Regions from separate parts of the Homo sapiens genome. Here region 1 is linked to region 2. A link is an interaction called in ENCODE POLR2A ChIA-PET data of the cell type or tissue named here. Cell type or tissue: Panc1. All regions are shown on one strand. Each heading gives the region's core, and the rest is flanking DNA. Links, peaks and the distances in the headings are about the cores only.

The links. ChIA-PET counts read pairs that join two places held together with the same protein. Peaks named below come from ENCODE experiments on the same cell type or tissue, not always from the same donor. Only the 100,000 strongest peaks of a DNase experiment are listed, where the experiment ranks them.
Region 1: POLR2A ChIA-PET joins it to region 2 with 17 read pairs; 9 of 35 experiments call an interaction of 5 or more read pairs at or near these places.

Annotation. Positions count from the first base shown.
Region 1 is chr1:6,502,297-6,512,432 of GRCh38, forward strand. It overlaps a transcript of PLEKHG5 not described here. Among named protein-coding and RNA genes, the nearest start is that of PLEKHG5, 16 kb to the left of the region's middle. RefSeq lists enhancers at 209-938, 4,501-5,001, 9,264-10,078. In Panc1, for the core only: no CTCF peak of the experiment used is centred there; no DNase peak of the experiment used is centred there.
Region 2 is chr1:6,602,884-6,613,019 of GRCh38, forward strand. LOC107984913 (a long non-coding RNA gene) reads right to left here. Exons shown (of 2, transcript XR_001737882.3): 1 at 9,809-10,136; 2 at 564-1,764. Among named protein-coding and RNA genes, the nearest start is that of KLHL21, 5.1 kb to the left of the region's middle. RefSeq lists silencers at 2-391, 1,356-1,704 and enhancers at 482-571, 592-751, 792-941. In Panc1, for the core only: no CTCF peak of the experiment used is centred there; no DNase peak of the experiment used is centred there; H3K27ac peaks cover 574 bases.

The DNA.
Region 1 (10,136 bases), core at 3,662-6,161, 100 kb before region 2:
GGGCACCTTGGGGCAGGTCAGTGAAGTAGGGACCCAGCTGCAGGGAGGGGCATGGACCTTGGCCAGGACACTGCTTCTGCCTACAGCCCAGAACCACCGCTGGCGTAGTCCCCGGGGACCGGAGAGCTGAACACAGCCCTACCCACCCACACTGCTCGAGCTCAGTAAGAAGAGGTGGGAGGACACATTCAGGATTCCTTCCTGGGGCCCAAGAAACTGTCCACACAGCTCTGCACACAGGCCTGGGGCCAGCCGGCCACTTCCTCCGGCTGAGGCTACTGCGGGCGCCTGCCCATCTGCCCCCCGTGGGCTTCCTCCAGAGGTTCCTCAGAGGAACCGAGAGTGACCAAGGGCGGAACAGGAGCGGGGCTGCAGAAATAGCTATGAGATCCCAATTCCCGACAGTCACACTCCAAGCGCCAGTCCCACCCCCATCACAGGCAGGGCTGGCATCGGCCCACCCTGCATGGGCCCCGGCCAGGGTCTGGCTGGCACAGAGGACAGAGCCCACACAGACAGCCGTGTGCCCAGGCTCACCCACCCGACCGCCTCAGCTCATGCATGAGACCTGTTCACGTGCTGTGACCCAGCCGCTGTGTGCAGCCCCCCGGCGCCTCTCTGCCGGCCCCGGGGAGAGCTGGGGCAGGCACACACGGGTGAACAGGTCTCAGTTCTGGTGCTCAGGCTGAGGGTGTGCATGGTGCATCTGGGTGCCACCACTTGGGATCTCAAAGGCCTCGCCACACCTCACCAGGATAAAGGGGATTCCAAGAATGGCCTTGACTCAGAGAGTGGGCATGGATATTCCAGGAGCCTAGTTTTAAAGAGCTTTGAGGCTGGACATGGTGGCTTATACCCATAATCCCAACACTTTGGGAAGCCAAGGAGGCAGAAGGATCATTTTAGTCCAGATGCTCAAGACCAGCCTGGGCAACATAGAGAGACTCCATCTCTACAAAAACATTAAAAAACCAGCAGGGCCTGGTGGTGTGCACCTGCAGTCCCAGCTGCTTGGGAGGCTGAGGCAGGAGTGCTGCTTCAGGTCAGATGCAGTGAGCTGTGATCTCGCCACTGCACTCCAGCCTGGGTAACAGAGCAAGACAACCCTGTCTTTTTTTTTTTTTTTTTTCAGATGGAGTTTTGCTCTTGTCACCCAGGATGGAGTGCAATGGTATGATCTCGGCTCACTGAACCTCTGCCTCCCGGGTTCAAGTGATTCTCCTGCCTCAGCCTCCCAAGTAGCTGGGATTACAGGTGCCTGCCACCATGCCTGGCTAATTTTTTGTATTTTTTAGTAGACACATGGTTTCACCATGCTGGCCAGGTTGGTCTTGAAGTCCTGACCTTAGGTGATCCACCCGCCTCGGCCTAGCAAAGTGCTGGGATTACAGGCATAAGCCACCGTGCCCGGCCTACCCTGTCTTAAAGAGAAAAATAAAGAGCACTTGGCACTGGGTATGCCCTCTCTACGTTAGCTCTGTGGCCAGTGTGATCAAGGGGCCCCAGAGCTGTGAAACCCCAGAAGCAGGAGCCGCCTGCCCCAGAGGCAGGAGAGACAGGCAGCTTCATAGATGTGATTCCTGCATCTGAGCCGTGAGGGCATCCCAAGGGGAGGGACCAGCAGGATGACTGAGATGTACAGAACAACTAAGAGAGCCCAGGGAGGGCCTGCCTCTGCAGACGGCGAGCAGCCCCACTTTGCCCCACCCTGCCAAGGGGAGCACAGTCTGAGTGGGGGCGAGAGGTGGGACACAGGCTCCCATTGGCTGGCCCTGCTGGCTTGGGGCTGGGTGGCTAAACGACCTGGGTCAAGTCTCTGGCTCTGTTGGGTCCTGTAGCACCGTACCTGCCTCAGGTAGGCAGGAAGCTGCCGGGTGAAGAAATAGAGCAGCCTGCCCCCGATCCCACCCTCCGACTCCAGGACAGTGCCCGGCTGAGGGTGGAGGGGAGATTTGCCCCCCCAACATCAGCTGCCACACTCCTCCTCACCCCACCCCCACATCCCGTGCTGCCTCCCGCATCCCCACTGCCTCCACCAGCTGGGCAGCTGGGCCGCCCCTCTCATGTCCTGCCCTCCCTGCCTTCTGCGCACGTCCCGATGGGGCCTGGAGTTGCTGGGGCCTGTGGGACACTGTACCTGCCTCTCCTGACAAGCAGCCACATTCCCCCTCCTCCACAGTGGGGGGCTGGTCACAGGCAGGGACGCCTGGCCTTCATGCCCACCCGGCATCGTCCTCTCTCCTGGGAGCAGCACTTCCCTTCTCTCTTTTTTTTTCTTTTTTTTTTTTTTTGAGATGGAGTCTCGCTCTGTCACCCATGCTGGAGTGCAGTGGCACAATCTTGGCTCACTGCAAACTACACCTCCCGGGTTCACGCCATTCTCCTGCCTCAGCCTCCGGAGTAACTGGGACTACAGGCGCCCGCCACCACGCCCAGCTAATTTTTTGTGTTTTTAGTAGAGACGGGGTTTCACCGTGTTAGTCAGGCTGGTCTCGATTCCCTGACCTCGTGATCCGCCTGCCTCGGCCTCCCAAAGTGCTGGGATTACAGGCATGAGCCACCGTGCCCAGCCTACACCTCCCTTTTCAAAACCCTTCGCTGTATGGTCTGCGGGCTCCCTCTTGCCTCCCAATGTGGACCGCAGGCTGAACCGTCACTCTCCCTGCCTCTGGCCTCACGGATGGGCTCAGGGAAGGACCACGCCAGCCTGGGGAGACTCATCCAGGACAGGCTCCTGCTCCCTGGGCTTGTGGCCTGGGGGAGGCCAGCTCCTGGGCCCGAGGATGAGGCTAATGGAGAAGAGAACCCAGGCCCAGGCCCCGGCCCCAGACAGTTCCACAGTGCTGGGAGCTGGAGATCAGCGCTCCGGTAGCTTCTGCGGACCGGACTCAAGTTTCTGTCACTGCACCAAAGCTCCCTGACAGAGCTAGGTCCCCAGCCCACAGTGCCGGTCAGCCCACTGTGCCGACCAGCCTACAGTACCGACCAGCCCACGATGCCGACCAGCCTACGGTGCCGACCAGCTGAGCTGAGCGGACAGAATGGGCATCCGACAGCCAGCACAGGTGCGCCCTGCCTCTGCCACCGCTGTTTGAAGCTCCCTGTGTGTCATCCCCATTAGTGCTCTCAGCCTCCCAGTGACCCCCAAGGCATCATTATTCCCATTCACAGCTCCCCAACCTCTCACCCCCAGGAGCAGTCCAACGTCCCACCCCTCTAAACACAAGCCACGGGGCTCAGCGTCCCCGAGAGCTCATCCTGCCTCTTCAGGGGCTTAAACTCCCTGTACCTCTGTTTCCTCATCTGTAAAATGGGGACAAAAGGAGAAATGACCCACGTCCTGGGACCTGGAACGTGAATGTTCCAGAACATCTCATTACACCACCCAGCCCTGAGAAAACACCATGGCCTGATCTTGCGGGCGGGGTGAGAGCAGAGGCAGAGGCCAGGCCTGAAGCCCAGTGCAGGGCCCACGCTGCCCAGCCAGGCCAGCCCTGGAGGAAGGACAGCCTCCTCAGCTGCTTGCCTGCCCTCTGGCCCCCAGGGTCCTCATTTCCGGGTCCTCTCCTGCACCAGCGGCAGCTCTCAGGAGTGGCTCTGGCCCCCACACCACCGTGGAGCAAGTGACTGTCAGCAGCATGTGTGTGTGAATGGGCTACAGGCCCTGGCTGGGCAGGCCCGGTGCCAGAGCCTGCTGAAAGTCCTCCCGGGAGGTGGGTTCGCACCTACCCCCGAGGTCCTCGATGATGTCCAGGGTGGAGCTCCACGAGAAACGCTCCACCGTCCCCAGCTCCAGCTCGGCCAGGTCGCCGGGCAGGGCCTCCAGCTCGTAGGTGCCCCGCTTCCTCCAGTAGAGAAACATGCTGAGGCCAGGGGAGGCCGCCCCGCCTGGCCCGCGCCCTCGGAGGCTGGGTGGCCTGGGGACGGGACGCAGGGAGTGCAGGGGCGCAGGGGGTTTCAGGGACCACTGGGGCTGGCCTCGGCTGGCAGGCGCTCCCTCCTCTGGAAGGGGAGCATTCTGGGAGCGGCTGGGGGCCTCAGAGCTGACCAATGGCCAGGGCCCCGGCCCCACACAAAGCGCCTTTCTTCCCCTCCTACAGACATTTTACAAATTTCGCCTTCCCGGCCCCCTCGGAGCCCCCACCGAGGAGACGGGCTGGCCGTCTGGGGACGACAGAGGCCCGGAAAAGAGTGCGATTGTTTCGTGGTCTCTTTGCTAAGATAGGTTTCCAGAGAAGAAAAATGTGCTGCCCGAGGAGCAATTCCGGCTCCCCACCCCTGACCTGTGACCCCGCTCCCAGCCCCAGTGGAACCCTGCAGGATTTCTCAGTGAGGAACAGAAGCACCTGTGGGGACGCCGTGGGCTGCCCCTAGAGATGATTCCAGCTCCTGCCTGGACCCTCCCCAGGAAGCTCAAGGCATGTCCCTCACCTCCACTGAGCCGAGGCCCCCAGAGGCCCCCCAGCAGGGCAGGAGCTGTGGGCCAGGCCTCACCCTCAGCCTGCCTGTGAGGTCTGGGCTCTGCTCTCTGGGCTCCCTTTCGGGGCTGGCCACACTTCACCAGGCTGCCTCCTCCTTCAGATCATGTCGCCTACACCAATGGCAGCGCAGGCATAGAGCCCTAGGCAGCCGAACCTCTGGCATCCTCAGGGGAGCCTCATTGCTCCCGAGCGGCGGGTGGAGCTGGAGGAAGTCAGAGGGCTGGGGGTGCAGACCCTTCACAGAAAGAACCATGAGAAGAAGAAAAAGCGAGCGGACAGGCGGGGAAATGAAAAGCCACTGGTCAGTTGATTCCAGAGTGTTGTCCAAACTGCAAAATGTTCAAGCTAGAAAATAGCAACTCAAAGCCTATGGCAGCCCTCCTGTGGAGAGACCTCTGCCACGGTATCCACGTGACCTGTGCCCCAGCAGGGTCATTGTGGCTTTCCCTGCGTGTGTGGGCACTTCCTTCATGGCACAGATGAGGAAGCTGAGGCTCAGCTTACAAGGAATAGAACTTGTATTTGACCCCAAGACTGTCTAGCTTCAAAGCCAACTTGGGGACCTGAACAAGCAGCTGGGGGAGAAGGTGGGGGTGATCAGAGGGCCATGGGGCAGCCCTTCAGAAATCCAGACTTGAACGGGGCCAAGGGCAGCTTGCACTGGGCTCCCCAGCCAGGCTTTGCTGAGCCTCCTCTGTCTTACCCCACCTGTGCCCCCCCAGCCTGCCAGGTCTGAAGGAGCAGAGCCAGGGCAGAGCTGGCTCTCCTAACAGACCAGATGCCTGGCAACAGAGACCCAAGGCCCAGGCAGAGGGAGCTGGCAGCAGAAGGCTCTGTTTCCGGGGGGCGGGGGGATGGAGGGGTCACCCCAGGGCTGTGGCAGGGGGTGCTGGAGTGGCCATCCAGGCAGCCTGCACGCCCCCAGCTGAGGGCTAAGGTGCCAAGAGGTGGCTTGAATAATTCGAACCATATGCCTGCCTGGCCGGCCCCTCCCGCGCCGGCACGGGGCCAGGGAGGACAAACGCAGGCCCTTGGCCTTCATCACTGGCACCCACACGACCTGGGCCTGAGCCCACAGGAGCTGGGGGTGTCCCTGGCTCGTGTTCATGTGGCAAGTGGCCTGCCTGGGGGTGTCAGACTGAGGCTTAGGGAATAGGACCATCCATGGCCTGGCCAGCCATCTCTGTCTCAGACCCACCATAGCAGAGGCCAGGGCCAGTGGGGTGGGTCCTAGAGCCTTTACCCAGCCTCGGCCCCTCTTTGTCTGGGCTTGGTGGGAGCCACACCTGGTTATTATTTTAGGACAGCCAACCCCAGAACATCCCCGCCTGGGTGCAGCAGAGACTCCTTCCTACCCTCAACTGTGGGCTGAGCACAAGGGGACGCCCCTGCTGCAGCGGTCACCTGGGGCCCCACTCCCAGGCATCCATTTCGGGCTCGGAGGCTGAACCCTCCTGAGGGGCTGCAGCCCTGGATGCCAAGAGGAGGAGGCCGGGCTCCACCCTCCATCCTGACCACACGGAGCATCATCTTCTGTGTTCCCTCTGCCTCCAAATGTGCCTCCTGCCTCCCACCTCCCACCTTCGCTTGTGCTGTTCCTGCTGCCCGGCTGTCCTCCTCTGTCTCCCACGCTCCTTCCATACAAGGCTAGAGGGTCCCCCACCCAGCCTCCCGATGCAGGAAGGCAGAGGCAGCCCCAGTGGGTCAGGGGAGGCCCCCCCAGGCCAGTGAAGCGGACCCCCACAGTGCTCGAGGGTGCAGCGCCAGCCCCTCTCTCTGAGGCAGCAGCTGTCCAAGGCAGGTAGACACACCTGGGCCTTTTCCTCGGGTCTGGGGAAAACCAGGAAACAAGACTGACGAGCGATGCCGCTGACAAACACGGGGGTTGCTCTTGGTGCCTTCAGGGACAGCTGTCTGTCTTGCATTCTGTTGTGTGCCCAGCCTCAGGCAGGCTCTCCACTTACCATGGCCCAATGCCATACTGAGCAAGCACTATTCACACATCATCTCCAATCCACACTTCATCCCCAATAGCAGGTGCTACTGTCCCCACCACAGAGATGGAGAAGCTGAGGCCATGACAGGCAACTTGCCCAGGGCCACACAGAGCTAGGAAGAGGGAGAGCCAGGGCTGAGCCCCAGAGCGGTACACACACTGCTGGCCGCACTGCCCACCCCGCTCTAGGCCTGGCCCTCCTCACCCACCTGTAGCGCCTCTCGAAGTCACTGCTGGGTACAGACAGGGAGCTAGAGGCCCGAGAGAGGCAGGCGGGCCCTCAGCTGGAGGGCTGCTCTCCCACAGCCCCAGACCTATCTCGGGGGACTCAGTCCCCTGGAAGCCTCACGGCCTCTGGACAGGAAGATCCCAGGGGAGCAGAGACAATTGGTTTGTGCCCTCACGCGGGCTGCCCCTGGGGCTGGGAGCTGTGGCCCTGGGCCCGGAGACCCTAAGATTTGCCTCTCGTCCCACCTCTGGTTCCTTCTGTGCTCCAGTGAGCATCCCCTGGCCTGGGGCTGGAACCAGGACAGGCAGAGGGACAGGGGCTAAAGACAAGGGCCCGCTTCATCCCGTTCCTGGCAATGGCCTTGGACATGGGGAGGGGGCGAGTCCTCTGCAAACTACAGCTGTTTCCTTGAGAGCGGAAGTGCCAAGTGAGGGAGGACCCAAGCAGGGTCCACCCCCGCAAGGTCTCGCTGAGTAAGGGGCCAAAAGAGGAAGAGAAACAGGTGGCAGGACCCGGCCATCGACCCCCACGCCAGGAAGCCACGGCCACTCGGGAGACGTAGGCTCTGGGGCACTTTTCCTGCCTAAGCTCACAGGCTGGGGGCTCCACGGGCCCCTGAACATCCTTTCTCCCCTCAACCACCCTGGATGACCCCTTCCCACTGCAGGGGTTTTCTGAGGGCAGCCCCCGGCAGGGGAGGGCTTGGTTCAGGGTTAGGCTTCTGCCTCCCAAGCTGGGCAGCCTCGGCCGTGACACTTCCCGATTCCACATCTGTAAAATGGGTTAAGGAGAGAGCCCCCCAGGGTGTCATCTCCACAAGACCCTGCACGCACAGGGCTTAGCAGGGAGCCTGGCGCAGGGTGAGTGCTCACCCCAAAGGGATAGACTTGGTGGGGAGTCCCTGTACCCAACAAGAGCCCCGTTCCTCCCCGTCCCCAGGCAAGGCCCACTGTGGCCTCTTGTGGACCCCAGGGCCCCAGGTGCAGGTAACCACATTCCTCCCTTCCTCTCCCGGTGTCTGAGGAGGCCTGTCTGGACCCCCAGGGCAGCCGGGGAGAGCCAGCTGCGTGCATGCGGGGCCGCCATGCCCAGTTCTAGCTACCCGGCTCTCATGAGAAGCACCCAGGCAGCCATGCTGTGGGTGAGTGTTTCTGCACAGGCCAGGCTGCAGAGCCCCATTATGTAATCTGGAGAGAGTGGGCGCTAGCCACTCCCCCTGCCCTCTGGCTCTCCTGTCTCTGTTCTTCTGGCCAGGCCCTCCCCAAACGCTCCACCAGGCCAAGTAAAAAGAAGAATCTGCCTCTGCCCGGCCGGGCACAGTGGCTCACGCCTGTAATCCCAGCACTTTGGGAGGCCAAGGCAGGTGGATCACGAGGTCAGGAGTTCAAGACCAGCCTGGCCAAGATGATGAAACCCCGTCTCTACTAAAAATACAAAAATTAGCCAGGAGGGGTGGCAGGCACCTGTAATCCCAACTACTTGGGAGGCTGAGGCAGAGAATTGCTTTAACCTGGGATGCAGAGGTTGCAGTGAGCTGAGATCATGCCACTGCAATCTAGCCTGGGTGACAGAATGAGACTCTGTCTCCAAAAAAGAAAAGAATCTGCCTCTGCCCTCTGGAGGCACAGGCTGAGAACCCTACAGGGCCAATACCTGATAGTGACCCTGGGGGCGGGGGCCAGGTGGGGCGGAGGCCAACCCACCAGCCAGCAAGCAGTGGGCCCAGTGTCAGCACCTGTGGGAGGGGTGAACAGGGCGTGGTGCGGGCAGCACAGACCCTTCCTCCAAATTAAACAATTCTGGGCTGGGCACAGTGGCTCATGCCTACAATCCCAGCACTTTGGGAGGCCAAGGCGGGTGGGGATCACTTTAGGTCAGGAGTTCGAGACTAGCCTGGCCAACATGATGACATCCCGTCTCTACTAAAAATACAAAAATTAGCCAAGTGTGGTGGCAGGTGCCCGTAATCTCAGCTACTCAGGAGGCTGAGGCAGGAGAGTCGCTTGAACCTGGGAGGCAGAAGTTGTAGTGAGCCGAGATCGCGCCACTACACTCCAGCCTCAGCGACCGAGTGAAACTGTGTCAAAAAAAAAAAAAAGTTAAACAATTCTGAAGGCCAGATGCGTGGGTCCAGTGCCCCAGCCCATCTGCCAGTCCATTTGTTTGGAAGATGCTGGTGGAAACCTGGGCCACAACCACCTGGCCCCTGGCCAGCCCGTCCTTGAGCTTCAACCAGGCCTCAGCCTTAGCCCCCAACACCCTCCCCTCCCCACAGTCTCTGATGGGCCCTGTGCCAGCCCTGGGTGCTGCTGGGGTGGGGGATGGACCAAAGAGGACAGGCACCACCAACAAGGACGGTCACTGACTCCTCCAGCCTGGGTTTCCTCCTCTGTAAAATGGAGACAATCCTAAGCCCCGACTAGGGTGATTAAATGAGGCTGCCTGTATGAAAGGACCCCGCTTGGAGCCTGGCAAGCCCGAGAGAAACGTCTGAAGGGGGCTGGCGGTCACCCAGCAGCTGCCGATGCCCACCGCCCCCAAGACAGGAGGGATCCGAGAGGGGTCCCACACACTCCTGTGCTGCCCAGACAGGCCTTTCTCCAATCCTCAGGGCCCCCAGGCGCTGGGACTGAGGCATGTGAGATGGGGGACTGAGGCAGCAGGGCCACGACAGGGCTCACAGAGCGAGGACTGGGCCGGCAGAGCCATGCAGTGGCTTCACCTCCAGGCCTGGAGTGGGCACTGCAGGCTGCCTGACTGCAGCCCCCCCAGAGAGGCTGCCCCCAGCACTGCAGAGAGTGAGTGTGTGACTGCCACTATGGCCTGAATAGAGGAAGGGGGAGAGGGTTCTGCTGGCAGGAAGCCCAGGGCCGGGCAGGGGAGAGGCCCTTGGAAGCCGGGGAGCCCGTGCTACTCTCTTCCCTGTGCTCAGGAACAGACTCCTGCTGGGCCAGGGACCCTCTCAGCCCCCTTTCCCTGGCTGTCCTTACAGCAGGGACACTAACATCTGCCGGTGTCCTATGTATTATACCAGGACTCTGGACCAAGGGCCTTCAAGGTGGCATCTCCTTTAATCTACCCAGTGGCCCTGTGATTGGATCACCATCACCCCGTTTTACAGAGGAGGAAGCGGAGGCTCGGGACGCCTGGAGACCTGCCCATGTCGCTCGGAAGGGGTTGGGTGCTGCCGCAGGGTCTGTCCACCACCCTCCATACCATTGGCTCCTCCTTCACAGCCGAGATATTTGAGCTCCACATGCTGTGGGGTCATCCCAGGCCGAGCGAGTTGTCCTTCCTGCTCAGCACTGTTCAAGCCCTGAGGCCACGTGAGCTCAAGTGGGCTTCTCCCAGCCCCAGATGTGCCCCCTGACTTGGACTCTGGGAGCCATTCAGGCCTGGACAAACCTCCCTGACCTTCGAGCCCACTGGC
Region 2 (10,136 bases), core at 4,973-7,472:
ACCGCTGCTATAAATAGGGCGGGGCGCCGCGGCTCTCGAGGGGCGGGATGGGCGGGGAGACGTCTGCACCGCCCCCTTAACCCCTCTGTGCCGGGCGCCACCGCCCCCCGCGAGCGCGGGCTCGCCTGTCCCCCGCGCGGCGCCCGCCCCCGGCTCCGCAGGCTGAGTCACCGCTGTCCGCGGCCGGCTCCCTCCCTCCGCCCTTCTGCGTCTCCCCGCTGACGCCCGGGCCGGGGACAGCGAGTGACAAGTGCCAGGTCCGAGGGCGGCCTCGCCGCGCGCCGGGACCGGGGGCCTCCCGGGGTTGCCCACGACCCACCCGGCCCGGCTGCTGAACCCAACCCGGGAGAGGCGAGCTCGGCCCTGAAACCAAAGCCACCCCTCCTTTCACGCCAGACTTCCCAAGGGCGCCGGCCCAGGTCCCGGGGCGGCTGGGTACAATGGCTTTTTGTTTTGCTTTTGAGTTCCACTAGTTTCAAGGGTTGCTAGTTAACCCCATCACGGGACACACTCAAAGGATAGGCTTTTTACCATTCTGGACCAAAGCAAGAACGCGTATAAAGTTTTTCGGTGACGTTTTTTTCTTGGCGCATTTATAAGCGACCCGGGGCCGGATTCCAGGAGTCGGCCCCACTCCTGTGTTCCTGAAGGAGCTTCTGACTCAATCACACAGGCGTTAACTTTAGTCGGCTTCACGCGCAGTTGTAGTTTCCGAGTCTGCGTCGCAGCTGCAGGCTCCGGGGCTGCCCGCCCTAGGGGCTCCCGGGCCTCCCTGAAGCAGCTGCTCGGACTCCACGAGAGGGTAACTGGGTATAAAGAGCGAGGGCTCAAAGTCAGATAGGAGACCGCCTTGAAACTAGATGACGCCACTAAGCACAGTCCCGCCGTCACTTGTACTGCGGTGGGGAATGGTGAAAGAAGGAATCGCCCTTATTTTAGTTCCGATAGACACAGCACCACTTTGAATGTCACTTGTAGGGGAAAAAGAGCCCTCCCTTGGAGGCCATTTTTTCCTCAGTGGAAGGTAGGCTTTGCTCAGTTTTAGAAAAGACCCCTATTTCACCACCAGGACTGCTGCTTTGCAGAGAACACTTGGGTTTGTGCTGTTTTCCAGCCCCCCTACACCGGTGGGCCTTTGAGAACGCATTCCTGAGGAAGGCGCCCGCCCACGTGGGTCCCAGAGCAGGCCACGCGCATGGGAGCTGGCTATCATTTCCTGGTTCCAGCGAGGTCTAGGGCCGCGTAGCGTTTCCAGAAGACATTTTGTTTTTATTCCACCTCTGAAATGAGAACCGCAGGCTTTCTCTTCTACTTAAGAGTTTCACGTCATTTTGCCATAAGAATGCATCTGGTCTGAATTTCAGGGTGAGCATGGGCAGCACAGGCCCAAATCAGAAAACATTCAGGTACCCAGGCGGGCCGCCTGTTGCCCATAGAAGGACTGTTCACACAGCTATTCAAGGCAGCGGCAGCATTCCTGGGCCCAGGAGCAGGGCCAATAGCTTCCTTGCACAGGCTTTGTGACAAGAAAGGCTGAGTAGCCAGGAAGTGGAATGTTTGTAGGGAAAAGAACTCCCGTCCCCTGGGTCAGCTTACCCATCTTGCGTAAGTCCAGTGATTAAATCAATAATGTTTCCATAGTTGAGGATTGAGTACGGTTTTTCTGTATTCCCAATAACAGGGATTTTTAAACATCATATTTCAGTCTTACTATGTAGCCTTGAAGAATAATGATGTATTTATTGAAATGGAAAGATGTTTGAGCTATAAAGCGAAAAATCAGATTACTCATTGTATGACCCAAATTGATTTATATGTATTCATATGCCTAAAAAAATTTATTAAGTTAACATTTTCGGCCAGGCGCCGTGGCTCACGCCTGTAATCCCAGCACTTTGGGAGGCCGAGGTGGGTGGATCACCTGAGGTAGCGAGTTCGAGACCAGCCTGGCCAATATGGCGAAACCCTGTCTCTACTAAAAATAAAACAATTATAATTAGCTGGGTGCTGTGGCGCACGCCTGTAATCCCAGCTACGCGGAGGCTGAGGCTGGGGCAAGATTTCTTGAGGCCAGGAGTTTGAGACCAGCCTGGGCAACATAGTGGGACCCAATATTTTGTCTCAACAAAAAGTTTTCAAATTGGCCAGGCGTGGTGGCATGCACCTTTAGTCTCAGCTACTTGGGAGGCTGAAGTGGGAAGATCACATAAGCCCAGATGACAGTGAGCTGTCATTGTTCCACTGCTCCCACTCTGCCTGCCCCACCCCTGAAAAAAAGAAAGAGCTAAATAGCATGCCTGGGTTAGTAGGTTATTCAAAATTCCTAACACAGCTGATAGGTCTAAATCGGTTCCTTTCTTTTCTCACCACATTCCTTTGTTGAATTATCTATATATATACATGGTTTCACATGCCTGGTAGGCCCCGGTTATCAATGAAATACTTCTTTTCTCAAGATATGAATTCTTAATTTTACTTTGAACTTAAATTAACATTAACAGATAATGTACGTGTAGTACAGAAAGAGAATGCAGGCAAGCAAAAACAAAATGAACATAACCACCTAGATGACATGTTGTTTGTTTTTTGAGACGGAGTCTCACTCTGTAGTGCACTGGCACGATCTGAGCTCACTGCAACCTCTGCCTCCAGGTTCAAACACTTCAAGCTTGAACCCGGGAGGAGGAGGTTACAATGAGCTGAGATCACGCTACTGCACTCCAGCCTGGGCGACAGAGTGAGACTTCATCTCAAAAAAAAAAAAATTAAAATTACAAAAATGGCCATTGCCTAAGCAATTTAAGATAATGTGATTTACCTGAACATTCTGAGGCTACAAATTAAAAAGTGATTTAATGTGTGATGTGATTTAACAAATAGTTATTATTTTAAAAAACAACTTAATTTTGGTATTTAAATTCTAATTTAAGGCAGACAGAGCAAGAGGTGACTAAAATTACGTTACCTTTTTTTTCTTGAGACAGAGTCTCGCTGTGTCACCCAGGCTGCAGTGCAGTGGCGCGATCTCGGCTCACCGCAACCTCTGCCTCCCGGGTTAAAGCAATTCTCCTGCCTCAGCCTTCCTGAGTGGCTGGGATTACAGGCATGCACCACCACTCTTGGCTAATTTTGTATTTTTAGTAAAGATGGGGTTTCTCCATGTTGGTCAGGCTGGTCTCAAACTCCTGACCTCAGATGATCCACCCGCCTCGGCCTCCCAAAGTGCTGGGATTACAGGCATGAGCCACCTGGTCTGGCCATGTTACCTTTTTTATTGAGACAGGATCTCCCTCTGTTGCCCAGGCTGGAGTGCAGTGGCACAATCTCAGCTAACTGCAACCTCTGCCTCCCAGGCTCAGGTGATCCTCCTACCTCAGCCTCCCCAGGAGCTGGGACTACAGGCGTGAGCCAACACGCTTGGTTAATTTTTTAAATTTTTTGTAGAGACGGGGTTTCGCTGTGTTACCCAGGTTGGTCTTAAACTCCTGGACTCAAGCAATCCTCCAGTCTTGGTGCTGAGCCAAAGTGCTGAGATTACAGGCATCAGCCACCATGCCAGACCCTAAGGTCATTTTAAAAGTGGCTGTTTACAGCCTGGCCAACGTGGTGAAACTCCATCTCTACTAAAAATACAAAAATTAGCCAAGCGCGGTGGTGCACATCTATAATCCCAGCTACTCCAGAGGCTGAGGCAGGAGAATCGCTTTAACCCAGGAGGCGGAGGTCACAATGAGCTGAGATCATGGGACTCAAGCATGGAGGACAGAGCAAGACTCCGTCTCAAAAAAAAAAAAAAAAGAGCAGCTGTTATTCTTTTTTTTTCTTTAAGAATATTTAGGAACACACTCCTTAGCCTTGATTACGTCCACAGCTATTGTGCCTTTTCTTGTATCATATCATACACTCTGATTTTTTCAGATTCCAGGTTTTCTAAGGTATAATGCACTTACCATATATAACTCCTTTTTTTTTTTCTTTTGAGACGAAGTCTCCCTGTGTCGCCTAGGTTGGAGTACAGTGGCGCAACCTCAGCTCACTGCAACCTCCGCCTCCTGAGTTCCAGTGATTCTCCTGCCTCAGCCTCTCGAGTAGCTAGGATCACAGGCACGCACCACAACACCTGGCTAATTTTTCTATTTTTTGTAGAGATGGCATTTCACCATGTTGGCCAGGCTGGTCTTGAACTCCTGACCTCAGGTGATCTGCCTACCTCAGCTTCCGCTGGGATTACAGGCATGAGCCATTGTGCCCAATCTAAACATTTTTTCTTTAAGGAATGTTGCGCTATTCTCTATTTATTAAATGCATTTACATATGTAAATGAGATAGGGTAAGTAAAAACATTTAAACAGTGTTTGACATATAGTATTAGTTATTATCTTTTTTTTTTGAAACAGAGTCTTGCTCTATTCCCCAGACTGGAGTGCAGTAGCATGATCTCGGCTCACTGCAACCTCCACCTCCCGTGTTCAAGCCATTCTCCTGCCTCAGGAGAGTAGGTGGGATTACAGGCACCTGTCACCATGCCTGGCTAATTTTTGTATTTTTTTGGTAGAGATGTGGTTTTGCCATGTTGGCCACGCTAGTCTCCAACTCCTGACCTCAAATGATCCATCTCCCTTGGCCTCCCAGTGTTCTGTGATTACAGGCGTGAGCCACAGCACCCCAGCCTTTAGCTATTAACTTTCTTTTTTCTTTTTTGGAGACAGAGTCTTGCTCTGTTGCCCAGGCTGGAGTGCAGTGGCGCAATTTCGGCTCACCACAACCTCTGCCTCCCAGGTTCAAGCGATTCTTCTACCTCAGCCTCCCAAGTAGCTGGGACTACAGGTGTGCGCCACCATGCCCAGCTAATTTTTATATTTAGTAGAGACGATGTGTCACTGTGTTGGCAAGGCTGGTCTCTAACTCCTGACCTCGTGATCCACCTGCCTCGACCTCCCAAAGTGCTGGGGTTACAGGTGTAAGCCACCATGTCCAGCTTAGCTATTACCTTTGTATTCTACCAGTATGAACTCAAGAAACTCATTTGATTCTTCTATCTGTAGGTCAGATTCACTGTGTGAAACACTGACAATATATGGTCTATAAATTATTAATGATTTCAAATGATTCACACACATATTCATACAGTTTTCAAGTTACTAAAAGCTGAAAAGAAGATTTTGTGGAATTTTCACTTTTTTCCCATCTCCTGGAAACGGAAGTGAGCAAGGCAGAAAACAGAGGGTAAAAAGAATTCCTAAGAATATACTGGGCTGGGCGTGGTGGCTCATGCCCATAATCCCAGCACTCTGGGAGGCCGAGGTGGGGAGATCGTTTGAGACCAGGAGTTCAAGATCAGCCTGGGCCATGTGGTGAAATCCCTTCTCTACAAAAAATACAAAAACAACCAGCACTTTGGGAGGCCGAGGAGGGCAGATCACGAGGTCAGGAGATCAAGACCATCCTGGCTAACGCAGTGAAACCCCATCTTTCTAAAAAAATAAAAAATTAGCCGGGCGTGGTGGCGGGCGCCTGTGGTCCCAGCTAGTCGGGAGGCTGAGGCAGGACAATGGCATGAACCCAGAAGGCGGAGCTTGCAGTGAGCCGAGATCGTGCCACTGCACTCCAGCCTGGGCGACACAGCAAGACTCCGCCTCAAAAAAACAAAAAACAAAAACAAAAAACAAAATAAGCTGGATATGCTGGTGCATGCCTGTAGTCCCAGCTACTAGGAAGGCTGAGGCAGGGGGATCACCTGAGCCCAGGAGGCCTAGGGTGCAGTGACTATAGTGAGCCGTGTTCGAACCACTGCACTCCGGGCTAAAAAAAAAAAAAAAAAAAAAGGCTGGGCGCAGTGGCTCAGGCCTGTAATCCCAGCACTTTGGGAGGCCGAGGCAGTCAGATCACCTGAGGTCAGGAGTTTGAGACTAGCCTGGCCAACATGGTGAAACTCTGTCTCTACTAAAAATATAAAAAATTAGGCTGGGTGCCGTGGCTCACACCTGTAATCCCAGCACTTTGGGAGGCCAAAATGGGCAGATCACAAGGTCAGAAGATGGAGACCATCTTGGCCAACATGGTGAAACCCTGTCTCTACTAAAATACAAAAAATTAGTTGGGCGTGGTGGCGTGCGCCTCTAGTCCCAGCTACTCGGGAGGCTGAGACAGCGGAATTGATTGAACGGGGGTGGCAGAGGTTGCAGTGAGCCGAGATCACCCTACTGCACTCCAGCCTGGCGACAGAGCAAGACTCCGTCTCAAAAAAAAAAAAAAAATTAAAAAATAAATAAATAAATAAATAAAAAATAAATAAATAAAAATTTACCGGGCGCGGTGGCACGCGCCTGTAATCCCAGCTACTTGGGAGGCTGAGGCAGGAGAATCTCTAGAACCCGGGAAGCAGAGGTTTCAGTGAGCCCAGATCGCGCCACTGCACTCAAGCCTGGGTGACAGAGCAAGACTCCGTCTCAGAAAAACAAAAACAAAAACTATTAAGCTGAACAAAAAGCTGAAACATTTGAAAAGCAAACCTTTGGTTATGCTCACACCTGCACTAAAGCACAGAGCTAAAATGGGAGACAGAAAGCTTTCTTGTATGTTCCCTCAAGTGGATGCAGTGTAGCTGCTGAGATTTAGGAAGGTGAAGCTATATTTGGTAACTCAATTAAAATAACCACATTCTCAAGTTACTTACCGGGAAACCATGGTATTCTTAGTATTTTTAACTTGTTGCAACCTGTGCTAACGTTGGCTTTTTTCCTCCTCTCCTAAGTAACTATAATCATCTGAGAATTAGTATTCAGCAGTTGGTATAATTAGTTTGTTTTTTGTTTTTAGCAGAAAACAAAGAATCATAGACTCCAAGGATCTGGCTACTGTGGTGAATGTTCTTGAACTAATCAAGGAATTTCAGATTCGCCCCCTGCAGCCCAGGAGTAGTACAATACACCTATGAAAAAAACGGGAGATACTGAACAAACCTAATCCTGTCACAGAAAATCAACTGTGTTTTTTGAGACGGAGTCTGACTCTGTCGCCAGGCTGCAGTGCAGTGGCATGATCTCCGCTCACTGCAACCTCTGCCTTCCGGGTTCACGCCATTCTCCTGCCTCAGCCTCCGGAGTAGCTGGGACTACAGATGCGTGCCACCACACCCAGATAATTTTTGTATTTTTAGTACAGACAGGGTTTCAACATGTTGGACAGGATGGTCTTGATCTCTTGACCTCGTGATTCGCCCGCCTCGGCCTCCCAAAGTGCTGGGATTACAGGCGTGAGAAAATCAACTTTATTACTCCACAGCTACATATTATGAGATCGTTTGGGTCAACTACAAGTGGTATAGTCCTTTTTCTGAATTTAGGGAAAGGATGCTAAACATTAATGTCTAAATTTCCTCCAAAGGGCTGTATTTCTAAGGGAAATGGAAAGACAAAAGAGGTCCTTTTTCTTGAAGTTTTCTCTTTCACTGGAGTAGCAGGAAGGTACAGGTCATATCTATGTACTAAAAATTACTGTTTACTAAAAACATATTCAATAAATATCTGGGTGCGGTGGCTTATGCCTGTAATCCCAGCACTTTGGGAGGCTGAGACAGGCAGATCACATGAGGCCAAGAGTTCAAGACCAGCCTGTCCAACATGGTGAAACCCCGTCTCTACTAAAAATACAAAAAATTAGCCGGGTGTTGTGGCGCATGCCTGTAATCCCAGCTCTCAGGAGGCTGAGGCAGGAGAATCGCTTGAACCCGGGAGATAGAGGTTGTGGTGAACCAGGATCACACCACTGTACTCCAGCAGGGGCAACAAGAGTGAAACTGTCTCAAAAAAGAAAGAAGAATAAACTCTCAAATTGGAAATGAAGGACCTACTCAGAATAATGGACTTGTTGACAAAACTGAGCTTAGAATTCACAGGCCTATATTGGACTACTTGGTTACATCAAGGAAGGAAAATCCCAAACATGGATTGAGTCAGGGGACAGATTTTCAGACTCAAGTGATAACTTTTGCTCAGAGTGGGTATTCACTCCAGGCAGGCAAGATAGCTCAGGACTGTAAACTCTACAATTTGGGAGGCCTGGGTGGGAGGATCCCTTGAGCCCAGGAGTTCCAGAACAGCCTTGGCAACATACGGAGACCCTGTCTTAAAAAAAAAAAAATTAGGCCTGGCATGGTGGCTCACGCCTGTTAATCCCAGCACTTTGGGGGAGGCTGAGGCGGGTGGCCATTCTTTCTTTTTTTGAGATGGAGTTTCGCTCTTGTTGCCCAGGCTGGAGTGCAATGGCGTGATCTCGGCTCACTGCAACCTCCACCTCCCTGACCCATGTCGGTCAGGCTGGTCTCGAACTCCTGACCTCAGGTGATCTGCCTGCCTCGGCCTCCCAAAGTGCTAGGATTACAGGTGTGAGCCACCGTGCCTGGCCCGATAATTTCTTAATATGTGTGTGTGTGGGAAAGGATTTAATGTTTATTATGTGACACATTTACCACAGGGGATAATAATGAGGTGTAAAAAAAAAAATCCCTCTTCTTTCACTTGGGTTTCACCTCTAATAATTATTCTTGGCCAGGCGCGGTGGCTCACGCCTGTAATCCCTGCACTTTGGGAGGCCTAGGTGTGCGGATCACGAGGTCAAGAGATCAAGACCATCTGGCCAACATGGTGAAACCCTGTCTGTACTAAAAATACAAAAACTAGCTGGGCGTGGTGGTGGGCGCTGGTAGTCCAGGCTACTTGGGAGGCTGAGGCAGGAGAATCGCTTGAACCCGGGAGGTGGAGGTTGCAGTGAGCTGAGATGGCGCCACTGTACTCCAGCCTGGCGACAGAGGGAGATTCTGTCTCCAAAAAAAAAAAGAATTATTCTTTTTGGTATTTACATTTTTAAACTACCAACGGGATCAACACCTTAGCAGTGTTTCTTATTCTGGCAAAACGAGTTGCTCCTTGTGAATATGACCTTGGGCAATACAGGCTAACTTCGGGGCATCTGCTTTGGTCACAGTAACCAGGTAACATTCCAAATCTGGCTAAATCATCTGTGCAATTGTATAAGAAGTTGTTAATCAAGTCTCGATGGGCCAAGTCCAATGTCTCTGTTTTAATCAGTAATTTCATGTTTTATCTTGTAAAGTACCTCAATTTATCACCTTTGGGAAGCCCTCCAATGGGCTACAATATTGCAGAAATAATAAAACAACAACAACAACAACAACAGTAAGCTACCATTTATTTAGCCAGGCACTACGCTAAAATTTAACAGCTTAGGAAACTGAGGCTCAGAGAAGTATTTTTTTTTTTTTTTTTGAGACAGAGTCTCGCTCTGTCGCCCAGGCTGGAGTGCAGTGGCACGATCTCGGCTCACTGCAAGCTCCGCCTCCCGGGTTCAAGCAATTCTCCCGCCTCAGCCTCCCGAGTAGCTGGGATTACAGGTGTCCGCCACCACGCCCATCTAATTTTTGTATTTTTAGTAAAGACGGGGTTTCACCATGTTGGTCAGGCTGGTTTCGAACTCCTGACCTCGTGATCCACCCGCCTCGGCCTCCCAAAGTGCTGGGAATACAGGCGCGAGCCACCGCGCCCGGCCGCTCAGAGAAGTATTTCTAAGATTAACACCATCTCCTAACTATTAAATATCTTCATCAGAATGATCATAACCCTTGAAATAGCAACAGCCAGCTTGATGGAGCATTCGGCGCCTGTCAAATATCTTACTAGTATCTCCAAGAGTTCGTTTTCTAATTTGAATTTTCAATTTTGTGTCACTCCCCTTTAACTTCTTCGAAGCTACCAAACAGGTTACTGAATCATCTGCGTTTTGTACTTACCTTTTTCCCCCACTTTCGAATATTAAAAATGTTCCCGTCAGACCGCCTTTTGGTCACCGCATAGGGGCAGTCCCCACCGTGTCCGGCCAGCCTTCCACACGTACAGCTGTCGGATACTCTGCGGTCCAGCGTTTACACACTGCCCATCCCAGTTAAACACCACTAAACAAGTACCAGTCGATGCCAGCGCCAAACACCGCGTCTCCGCCTCGCCCTGCGGGCCGGAGGATATTCAGGAGAGTGGGAAAACGGCCGGTCCCAAGGTTAGGCTTAGGCGGCAACAGAAAGCAAACTGAACGCACACCTCTTTAGAACACTGACAACGCTG